Regions from separate parts of the Homo sapiens genome. Here region 2 is linked to region 1. Evidence: chromatin contacts called from ENCODE Hi-C or POLR2A ChIA-PET data. All regions are on one chromosome and are shown on one strand. The core of a region is the stretch at or near the end of the contact, and the rest is flanking DNA. Distances in the headings are between cores, read along the strand shown.

What was found. Hi-C counts contacts between places; a loop is a spot of excess contacts on that map. ChIA-PET counts read pairs that join two places held with the same protein, here RNA polymerase II (POLR2A).
Region 2: a loop to region 1 is called in a map of lower leg skin, with 5 times the contacts of the local background. The contact joins two enhancer-like sites. A Hi-C loop is called at or near these places in 1 of 168 maps with a recorded cell type or tissue (lower leg skin). POLR2A ChIA-PET finds 5 or more read pairs at or near these places in 2 of 52 experiments (Caco-2 and H1).

The regions. Positions count from the first base shown.
Region 1 is chr6:79,638,503-79,644,315 of GRCh38, forward strand. The region is part of intron 1 of SH3BGRL2 (SH3 domain binding glutamate rich protein like 2); the gene reads left to right. Among named protein-coding and RNA genes, the nearest start is that of SH3BGRL2, 10 kb to the left of the region's middle. Within about 2 kb of position 2,174, at least 3 of the 41 ENCODE cell types and tissues checked have a DNase peak (open chromatin) inside an H3K27ac peak, as active enhancers do.
Region 2 is chr6:79,891,694-79,897,506 of GRCh38, forward strand. No RefSeq gene overlaps it. Among named protein-coding and RNA genes, the nearest start is that of ELOVL4, 53 kb to the right of the region's middle. Within about 2 kb of position 3,443, at least 2 of the 41 ENCODE cell types and tissues checked have a DNase peak (open chromatin) inside an H3K27ac peak, as active enhancers do.

The DNA.
Region 1 (5,813 bases), core at 924-3,423:
TGGTTTTTTGAGAAACTTCCATACTGTTCACTATAATGGCTGTACTCATATACTGCTTCCCACCAGCAGTATATGAGGTCCTCTTTCTCTGCATCCTCATCAGCATTTGTTACTTGGGGCCTTTTCGATAATAGTCTAACTGGGGTGAGATGCAATTTCATTATCATTTTGATTTGCATTTTCCTGATGATTACTGATGTTAAGAATTTTTTTTATCTATTTGTTGGCCATTTGTATGTCTTCTTTTGAGAGCTATCTGTTTAGATCACTTATCCAATTTTAGTTGGATTATTTATTTTTTTGCTGTTGTTTGGGTTCCTTGTATATTTTCAATATTAATCTCCTGTTGACACATAGTTTGCACCTTTTCTTCCATTCTGTAGGTTGTCTTTTCACTCTGTTGATTGTTGAGGAAACTAAATTTTGACATATATTTATAATATGAAAAACAAGGTGGTTTGCACATTGCAGGAAGACTCATGTAAGATGGTGTATTGATTTTTTTCTGTTTTTCAATTTTTAAAAATCAAAAATTGAAAAGGAAAAGAGCTATTGATGGTGAAAAACTCAGCAGGCAACAGGAAGCAGTGTGAGGTATTAACTAAACAATATTTCTTCCTTAGTTATTTTTCATCTTTGATTTATAAAAAGTTCTTAAATGAATTGTGTTTTTTTCTATCAAATTAGAAATGGGTGACAGAATAGAAAAAAATCTAGAATCATAGTGAATGTTTCACTTTCTAAAGTAGAAATTAGCATGACTTACTGATCACTATATATGAAAGTTTAAAATACTTTATTATGTGCCAGGTGCAGTGGCTCATGCCTATAATCTTTGCACTTTGGGAGGCTGAGTCAGGCAGATCTCTTGAACTCAGGAGCTCGAGACCAGCCTGGGCAACATGGCAAAACCCCATCTCTACAAAAAATATAAAAATTAGCGGGGCATGGTGGCATGTGCCTGTAGTCCCAGTTACTTGGGGGGCTGAGGCAGGAGGAGTGCCTGAACCTTGGGAGGTCGAGCCTGCAGTGAGCCGAGATTGCACTACTGCACTCCAGCCTGGGTGACAAAGTGAGACCTTGTCTCAGACAAACAAACCCCAAAACCATCACCACCAACAACAAAAATACTTTATTTTGAAATGCATATTTAAAAATGGGGTCTAGAAATTATTATTTCACCTGCTAAATGTCAGTTTTTAAAAAAATCACCCTCCAAGCTCTAAACTCAGGAGACCCTTTTAGGCTTCAGGAGTTTTTCAGCAGGAATTCCTTTAAATGGGTATTATTTTAGCTGGAGAGTTAGTTAGAGATTTAAGTTCTATTTAAGCCACATTCCTGTATTCATTTTTTTCTGTGATTGATTTTATTTTATACTGTTTATCCGTGATGCAAAAAAAGAGGTTAGCCTTAAAAATTTAGTGAACATTTTCTTTCTTCTGTGAAATGGCAAGTGCTTGTTAACTTTTGTGGGGACTCTTCTACTTCAGGTTATATACAGTTGTCTTTTGAGGGTCCTCCTTCTAGTTTTAGCTTAAGAACATATCAATGAGCCTTTCTGTTTAGCATTTTTAGATAGTGATGAATATGTGCCATGTGTTAGTTTTTGGGGGGCACTGGGGTGGCTTGGAGGAGTAGGGCAGGAGGGGAGGAGCTGGAGGTTGGAAGCCTGTACCAGCTAGAAACTGCACAACCCAATTTAAGGCAGTGCAGTTTCCCTTCTGTCTCCCTCTCTTAATAGGCTTATCTGACTTCATCTGTCAGCACTGGCTAGTTTCACAGTGGACTGTGGTAATTTAAAGGGTTAGTATTGCTATCTCTTTTATATTTGATTGGTTTATTTTCTAACTCTAAAACAGAAATAAAGCTTGGAAAAGCACTTAATTGAATGTTTCCCTTCTGGTTCATGACAGCTTTGCAGTGGAATGGAAAGCTGAACTCAGATGCCAGCATCCAGGCAGATGGGGCCCCACCTCCCTACAAACTTAGGCACTTTTAGGCTGGCACAGCCTCTGGGACAATTTGGGAACAATTTTGTTGGTCACCTTTGTTACTATTGACAGCTTATTCCCAAGGGGATCTACTCTTTTGAGCTGGTTGAGTATTTGGCAGAACTCCAAGGGGTTGTTTCCTGGAGCTGACCCCTGAAGTGGAAGGTATCCGGCAGGGTGTGTCTGCTTTGCTGTGGGGTCTTGGTGGGCCCTCTGCCAGCATTGCTTCTCAGCTCTTGGAGCAGACAGGGAACGTTGGGTGCGACTGAGGGCAGGGGGTTCTAACTAATTTAGGATGTGTTTGCCATTTCCTACTGGGTCATGGCCCAAATATGAAATGACTTTTTGTCATCTTCAGTCTAGTGGCTTTGAGAGTGGAGGACTGAGAGTAAGAGACATACAATTAGGTGACTTGATTGACAGGTCAGTTCAGTGGTATTTGGTAAATGCAAATATAGTTAAAGTCAGCAGCTATTGCTACATACTGATCTAATATTAAAAACAAAACAAAGCAAAACAAAAAACCCAAAGAGCAATAAGCATAGCTTTTGAGTTAGCTTGTTTTCCTTCTGCATGTTCCACAAGACGTGGGAGTGTGGTCTTCTTCATTCATGACATTCCCATGTGTATTAAAGCTCAGTGGTTCTCTCACCCTTTTGTGTGTGTGTGTGTGTGTGTGTGTGTGTGTGTGTGTGTGTGTGTGGTTTGTTTTAAATCACAGTCTCTGCTTATCTTTCACTGGTTCTCTTTTAATAATTATGTTCATTAGCGTGGTTTCTTCAAATGGGAATTGGCCACCTTTATAAGCCTGGGCCCTTCATTGATGGGAGTTTAGATTTCACTGTTCTTTTATGAGAAACAAACTGCTTACTAGCCAAAATAAATGTTTGGGTTGAGTATGCGCTGATTTCTTTAATTCTGGAGTCAGTTTATATTCAACCCATGCACCTACCTCTCTGTCCTGGCTATGGCAATCTATCATTAGAGAACAGTGTTATGGTTAAGGCGGGGGCTGAGTCCAAATCCTAGCTCTGCCACTGATGAAAGGCATGACCTTAGACAAGTAACCTTAGCCTCTTCATTTGTGTAAGTGGGATAGGAATGGTATTTTATGCATAGAAAAGCTCTTATGAGCTTTGAATGAAATGAATGATTTTGCATTAGGCATTTAGCTGAGTGCCATGACATACTGAGAACTCAGTGCATGTTACCTACTTTTTCTGTATCATAATCATCTTCAGTAGTAGTAGTAGTAATAACAGTAAAAAAAAATCACAATGACCTTGAACTGTGTAAGTTCCTTAACAGTCCAAAAATTATATACAGTACATACTACTTACTAGGCTGAGAACGCATACAGGTATAATTTTAGGAGAGATTTTAGTAAATTTAAGTGTAAAGGGTTTTCCACTTAAATGTATAAGAACATTATAATTTGAGCAGGCCATTCACCAAACATACCATTAGTTAGAGTTCTGCTGTAATGTTTGGATATTTTATAGGTACATGGCATGTTGTGCACGACCCATTCAGATCATATTTTCACTCCCTATAAAGTGCTTACTACTATGCACATAGTCACTATTCTTTGCTATACATAATACAGTCAGCCCTTGGTATCTGTGGGTTCCATATTTGTGGATTCACCTACCTGTGGATCAAAAATAATCAGAAAAAAAGTGGACAGTTGCATCTGTACTGAACATGTACAGACTTTTTCTAGTCTTCATTCCCTAAATAATATAGTATTACAGCTATTTACATAGCATTTACGTTGTATTAGATATTATAAATAATCTACAGATGATTTAAATTATACCATGTTTTACATAGGTTATATGCAAATACTATACGACTTGATATAAGGGACTTGAGCATCCAAGGATTTTGGCATCTAAGGGACACCAAATATACTGTGTATGTTTTTTTTAGAGCCCTGGCTTGATCTAAGGATTGCTGAATAATGTATAGATTTCATCCCAAATGACAACTCTGACTGTTGGATAGTAGCTGCCTGGAGAGCCGGGAGAGGGGTTTTGGAGCCTTGATTGGGATCAGCAGGAAAACAGTGTGATTGATTGTTGATGCCTGCTCTGGTACCAGAGAGAGGATCAGGACTTATGCCACGTATTTGCCATCCCTGCCTTAAACTTCATGTATTTAGACTCTGTCTTTCAGATTCTTGTAACTGATACAGAATATGTTGAGTCTGTGAGTAACCGGGAAAAGGAATATGAAACACCAAGTTGAATTGATGGATATCCTCTGCAAACATCATGCCTTGTCTGTCACCCCAAATTTGGTGGGGGTTGGGGACAGTGAAGGGCCAGGATTTCTGTGTTTAATGAAGATGAATGGAATTTCCTAGAATCCTGACTGTGAATCTGAACACTGTGAATTTTGAATACCTGTGAAACATAAGTTGGGCTGGCAGATGGGCAGGTAGATGATGGTAAAAGCAGTAAGGGGCTTTGTGGAAAAATGTGGGAGACAGGAGAAGGAAAAAGACACCTGGAAGAGGGGACCCATTGTGCTGAGCTTTGGAACACTGAAAGGGCAGCTGAACAATTACTCTTTATCTGTGTCCAGCAATGTGGTACAATATTTACTTTATGTCATTTCATCTTTACAATTGTCCTACAAACTATGATTTCTTATACTCATTTTACAGATGAGAGTGTTGAGACACAGGGTAATTAAGTAGCATGTCTAGGATTATTCAGCTCAGCGGTAAAACCTAGATTCAAACCCTTTTCTTCTGATTTTGTGCCTGGTACTTTTTATATTGCCCCACATTGCTCACCAGAAGAGCCCCTGACCAAGAGACTGGTGAGAACCTGGGTTGTGCTATCGCAACAAGCATGCTAGAATAACAGTGTCTGAGCTCAAGCTGTAATAAAGAGAGGGAATTGTGCAGGACTCCTGAGGAGTGGTTCCAGAGGTCTCCACTCAGCTGCTGAGCTGATAATTGTAGGCATGATGTCCTTAGATCATGTGATAGCAATGGCTTTGCTTCTTCAGAGACTGATGGAAGCTAAAAGGAGTATGATTTAAAATTGAAAACTAATATTTCGTGATAATAATAATGAGTACCATTCACATGTGCAGGCAGTACTAGGGGGCTTGCATTTGTTATTTGTACTCCTTAAAGTAACTTGGTATAGTAGCTATTCATAATTACCCTGCCCCCTCACAGAAGAGTAAGAAACCCAAACTTTAAACAACTTGCCTTGTCATAGAACCCAAAAGGTTGAGATAGCCAGATCTGTACCGTCTTCCTCCTATAGATATGTCCCAGAGGAAGACTTCAGAAGTTAAAGGAAATGAGAATAGGCAGTGCTCCGAAGAGACTGTTTAATGTTTTGTTGGATGTCCTGAAACTAAATGTATGATTTCCTTCGAATGTGATTCTCTTGCTGTGTGTGATAAAGTTGAATAAAACCAACTTGATGGGTTGAACTGGAAGGAGTAAGATTCGATGGGAGGGCAATAGGTAATACGGGGAAAGAAAGGTTGGCCAGGATGGCTGTAACCCAGAGATGGGGTCATAGGCAGAGATATTTAATATATTGGGGCCTTTTGGGCAACAGATCCATGGGGACAAATGGTTGCTGTGGAGGTGTGCGCCCTCATCCTTTACATCTTGAACCCTAGGTTACTAGGAGAAATGTTCTCTATGCTGATTATGCCCTGTTGTATGCTCTGCACAAAGGTGTTCTTGTGAGTGGAAGGAGTTTATCAATATATTGCAGCCTACTGAGGGAGTTGAATGCAAGAGAGGGAGTAGAAAGGAGGAGGCCAGAGTTGGGTTTGTTGGTGGAA
Region 2 (5,813 bases), core at 2,193-4,692, 250 kb after region 1:
TTAAAATGAAATCTTCACAATTTATGTTCCTCTGCTGTGGCTCCAGCTGGTCCCTCCATTCGGGGTCCCTGACTTCCTGCAACACATTCTAATATCAGGAAAGTTTGGTTTGATACTTGAAGAATTAATAAACACATTTTTATGGAGAGATATGAATGTACTTAGAGCAGATGATTTAATACTGTTAAGATGTCAGTTGGCATTCTCCTAAATTTGATCTATAGATTCAACAACATCGCAATAAAAACCCTAGAAGTATTATCTGTGGTCACTGACAAGATGAGTCTAAAATGTATATGAAGAAAATCAAAGAACTTAGAATATCCAAAATAGTTTTGAAAAAGAAAAAGTTAAACATTTGTATTATCTGATTTCAAAACTTACTGTAAATATATAGTAATCAAGACATTGTGGTATTGATGTAAAGATTAACATTTAGATCAATAGAATTAAATAGAGTCTAGTAGAAATTCACATGTATATGTTCAATTATTTTGTATGCTAGGTCCTAATATGACTAAATAGAGAAGAGGGAGTCTTTTTAACAAATACTGCTGGCACAACTAAATATTTACTTGAGGAAAAATAAAAAATTACTCTTATCTCACATGATACACAAAAATTAATTGTAAATAAACTATAGACCTATGGTTTTAAGAAGAAAATATAGGAGAAAGTCTTTGTGATCTTTTGGTATGGAAAGATTTTCTATATAGAACACGAGAAGCATTAAACACAGAAGAAAAAAATCAATAAAATGAACTTGATCAAAATAAAAAACTACTGCTCTTCAAATGCTACAGGCTGAGGGAAATATTTGGAACACATATATCTGACAAAAATTTGTATCCAGATTATTTTAAACAACACTACTTAATACTAAGATAAACAATCCAATGTAAAAATAGGCAAAAGATTTGAACATTTTACAAAAGAAGCACATGAAAGAAGTGCAATATTGTTAACATGAGGGAAATACAAATTAAAGCCAATATGAGATACCACTACAAGCCCATTAGAATGGCTTAAATTAACAACAACATAAACTAATGAAGACAAAACACTGACAATATTGTTTGTGAAGATATAGAGGAAGTAGAACTCTTTTTTTTTTTTTGAGACAGAGTCTTGCTCTGTCGCCCAGGTTGGAGTGCAGTGGCATGATCTTGGCTCACTGCAAGCTCTGCCTCCTGGGTTCATGCCATTCTCCTGCCTCAGCCTCCCGAGTAGCTGGGACTACAGGTGCCCACCACCACGCCTGGCTAATTTTTTGTATTTTTAGTAGAGACGGGGTTTCACCATGTTAGCCAGGATGGTCTCAATCTCCTGACTTCGTGATCCGCCCACCTCAGCCTCCCAAAGTGCTGGGATTACAGGCATGAGCCATCGTGCCTGGCCTGGAAGTAGAACTCTTATACATTGCTGGTGGGAAGGTAAAATGGTATAATCATCTGCAAAAACAGTTTAGTAGTTTCCTGAAGAGGTAAACATGCAATTGCCATACAACCTAGCAGTTCTGCTGTTAGGAAGTTAGCCAAGAAAGATGAAAATATATGGCCACACAAAGACTTGTGCATGGACGTTCACAGCAATTTTATTCATATAGTCAAAAATTGGAAGCAAACTGTCTTAGTCTGTTTAGTGTTGCTGCAACAGAACACTTGAGGCTGTATAATTTATAAAGAAAAGAGGTTTATTTGGCTTATGATTCTGGTGACTGGAAAGTCGAAGAGCATGGCACCAGCAACTGCTCAGCTTCTGGTGAGGTTCACATATTACATCACAGCATGGCAAAGAAGCAGAAAGGTGAGTAGGCATGTGCAAAAGGGACCAAACAGGAGGAGTAGCCTTTATAACAACCCACTCTTGTGGAAACTAATCCATTCTCACAAGAACTAGCCCAGTCTCATGAGAAAAGTGTTAATCTGTTTTAATGACCTAATCACCCTTTCAAGGAACCACCTCCCAACACCGCTATATTGACAAGTAAATTTCAACATGAATTTTGATGGGGATAAATCTCATTGAAACCGTAATACAATCCAAATGTCCCTCAACAGGTCAACAAATAAACAATTTGTGTTTATGTCCACACAATAAAATGTTACTCAACAATAAAAAGGAACAAGCTAGTGTTACACAACAATATAGATAACTCAAAAACATTATACTGTGCAAAAGAAAGTCTATACAAATGAGTACAAAATATATTATTTTATTTATGTGAAACTCTAGAAAAGACAAACCTAATGTACATTGACAAAGCAAATCAGCGGTCCCTTGGAGCCAACTGCATACTTAAAATGGATGCATTCAGTTATGTAAATCAGGGGTCCCCAGCCCCCAGGCTGTGGACCTGTACCGGTTTGTGGCCTGTTAGGAACCAGGCTGTACAGCAGGAGTTGAGCAGTGAGTGAGAAAGCATCACCACTTGAGGTCTACCTCCTGTCAGATCAATGGTGACATTAGATTCTCAGAGGAGTAGGAACCCTATTGTGAACTGCATATGTGAGGGATCTAGGTTGCACTTTTCTTATGAGAATCTAACTAATGCCTGAAGATCTAAGGTGAAACAGTTTCATCACAAAAACATCCTCCCCCACCCACCACAGAAAAATTATCTTCCATAAAACTAGTCCCTAGTACCAAAATGTTTAGGGACTGCTGATGTAAATCATGCCTTAATAGAGTTAAAAATTGAAAAAATAAAACAACCCACGGCGAAGGCAATGAAGATGAGATTTCATTGTCTTTACCTAGAACTCAGTAAGTGGGAAAAAAGAGATAAAAATGATGAAAATGGGGACAGAAAATGTAGGGAACAAATCCTAGAAATCCAATCTTTATATTTAGACTTCTAGGAGGAGATATTCTTTTAAACAAAATTTATATCCTGCATTGAGTTGTATAACCTGGCAAAGGATAGAATCTCAGATGATTTATCTCCCGACTGCACTTAGGTTTGTTTGATCTTTCCTTCCTCCTCTTTCACTCATTGTGGCATCCAAAGATTACTACCATCAACAACATTGTATGAATTCTGGCTTAAATATTTGTTCCACAAAATGAAATTTTTCTTGCTTTAGATTCCCAAGCTCTGGGGAAGAGAAAAAGGTTGTCATTACATTGGACATCCTCTATTCATTTACACAGGACTATAGCAATCATGTAAGCCTACTTTTTCAGAAAGTATATACTACTGAAATTTGTGTGTGTGTGTGTGTGTTTAAATTCCTATCTTAGGACTGAAAAAGATGTGCACATCTCTCTTAAATTTTGAAGAGACTATTCAGCAAAGGTAGTGTAGATCCCAACACTTCCCTTCAAATGGGGTGGACCCACCCTTCCTAGGAATGAAGAATAGTGACAACTAATCTGTGACACAACAATTTGAGTAGGATTCCTAATATTTTCATGAGGAGTAGCCAGGCTTTAGGAAATTTGGCAGTGTTAAGGCGATGTAGTAATTTTGCTGGAGGCTTAGCATAATTATTCAAAACAAGTCCCTAGAATTTCATTCATCTTTTGGATGAAGTCCAGCAGAAACAAGTTGAGTGGTTTTGCCAACCAGAGAACAGTTTGAGTGATTTTTCAGCAATGTTATAAATACTTTCAAGGAACAATGAGATTTTAGGAATGACTTAGAGAAGATGCAGAGAACTTCATTCCCTTAAAAATTACCACTGTTCACAAAAGAGATGTGATGTCACTTATCTTTAATTTTTATACTATTACTTTGTGTTCTGAGACATGGCTCTAACTGAATTTTGTGTCTCTTACTCTTAACTTTTATAATTATTTTTGCTTTTTAAGACTAATGTCAATAAAACTCTCATACTTGTGCCATTAGAGAGTAAGTTGTACCATGTAAAAACTAATAATTAGGTTGATGAATCAGGCATGGCAATGAGTAATTGGGTGGAGCTTGGCAAAATTTTTAGTTCCATCAGAATGGAGAAATTTAGAGAAGGAATTTTATTACCAAAAACAGGAGGGTGGAAGTGGGGTCTTTTTCTAGGTGTTTTTCTTTAGTTTCTAAAGTAAATTATTATTCTATGAGAGCCACATTATTTTAATGTGAATAATTTTTTCAGAGATCATTTATTTGTAAACAGAAATGATTAACTCTTACATCATAGTTTTCCTGTTAAACTAGTGTCTATATACCACAGGCATAACCAACCACAATTGAAAAACATGGTCAATCTAACTCACTGTGGTTTGTCTGTGTAGCCACACCTTGAGATGGGAGCCTGGAAATGCCAGTTTTGCTAGTCTCAGTACAAATTAGCTACACTTCAGAAACAGATCATCTCAATTTCCTACCTCCTTTCTCTCTCTGTGTACCTATTATTTTCCTTTTCCACAAAAGACATAAAAATCTCTCTTTCTTCCTGAAGAAAGAATCTGTCCTGGTAGAAGTTGTCCAGATAATACCCTGAATCTGAAGATTTAGAGATCATAAATTTGAGCAAGAGGAAGAGCCGTGGCCTTGGCCTGGGCTCGGGAGGCCTATGCCCTGCTCCATCTCTGCCACTGTTTAACCGTCTGAGTAGGTGAAAGATGCGCATTCCCTGTTCTCACTTTCTGCACCATCAGAATAAGAGGGCTGGTCTGGATTATAGCTAACATTCTATGAATCTGATTCTTTCTTTGTTCTCGTTTATTCTGCCCTAGCTGACCTCCTCAATGGGTGCTTTAGAGTTTACAAAGCTCTTCCATACTTTTATGTTTTAAAAAGCCTTTCACATTCTTGATCTCATTAGATTTTTATAGCAAGTTGGAGTGAGAAGCAAAGCAGATTTTACTACTTTTGCTTTATAGGTGAAGAAACTGATGCCAATAGAGGATTTTTGACTTGCTCATTGGCTCATGGCTTCTAATGGTTGAAGCCAGGGTTAGGAGCCACACTGTTAGTAAGTCGTTCCCCATTCTATGCAACCACATTTCATGCCCCCCAGTACATAACGGCTTAAAGATGGTTTGGTTCTTCCATTCTCATTTTAAGGATTGAAAACACAAACTCCAATTTGTTTGTGAGCTTCCCTCATTCTGAAGCTTCAGAGCACTGAAAAGTAATTTAAGGGTTGAGTTCAGAAAATGGCCAATGTACATGTGTTTAACAAGAGTTGTTTTAGTCATTGAAATAGGCAGGGCCAGGAGTAAGGTGAAATGAGTGAGGCCTTTGCTTCAGGCACAAAATTTAAGGGGATACAAAAAAAAGTAATCAAGACGAATATTTTAATGTAGTTAAAGTGCAATTTAATATAACTTATGTTAAAAGAATAAAAATTATTGCAAAAATTCCATGGTGAACAACACATTAAAATTTTGAATAAAGATGGGATCAGTAGAGAAAAAGGATAAAAATTACATACATGTAATTACATGAATATAATTCTTCAATCTGATAAAAATGGCTACTATACCAAATCTACGTCCCCTGCCTCCAGACTTCTGATAATGTAAGGAAAAAAAAAAAGCAAAACTATTCGATTAAACTATTATTAATTGTGCCTTCTGTTACTTGCAGCCAAACACACTGAATCAACATTTTTGAGTCTTATTGGCTGACCATACCTATTTCCTACAACTTTATCTTATACCAAGAAGGTGCACAATAAGTATTTATTGATCCGAAAGAAATTTTTAATTAATTGGGGATATTTCAAAAATAAAATGCTGTTAAGTTATAGGTATAATTCAAAATTGCTGGGATAGACATAGACAGGCAGTGTTGAGAGGGCCATAGCAAGTACTCAATAAAGTAATAATAGTAGGTAATGTTTACCAACTATTTGTTATATTTCAGA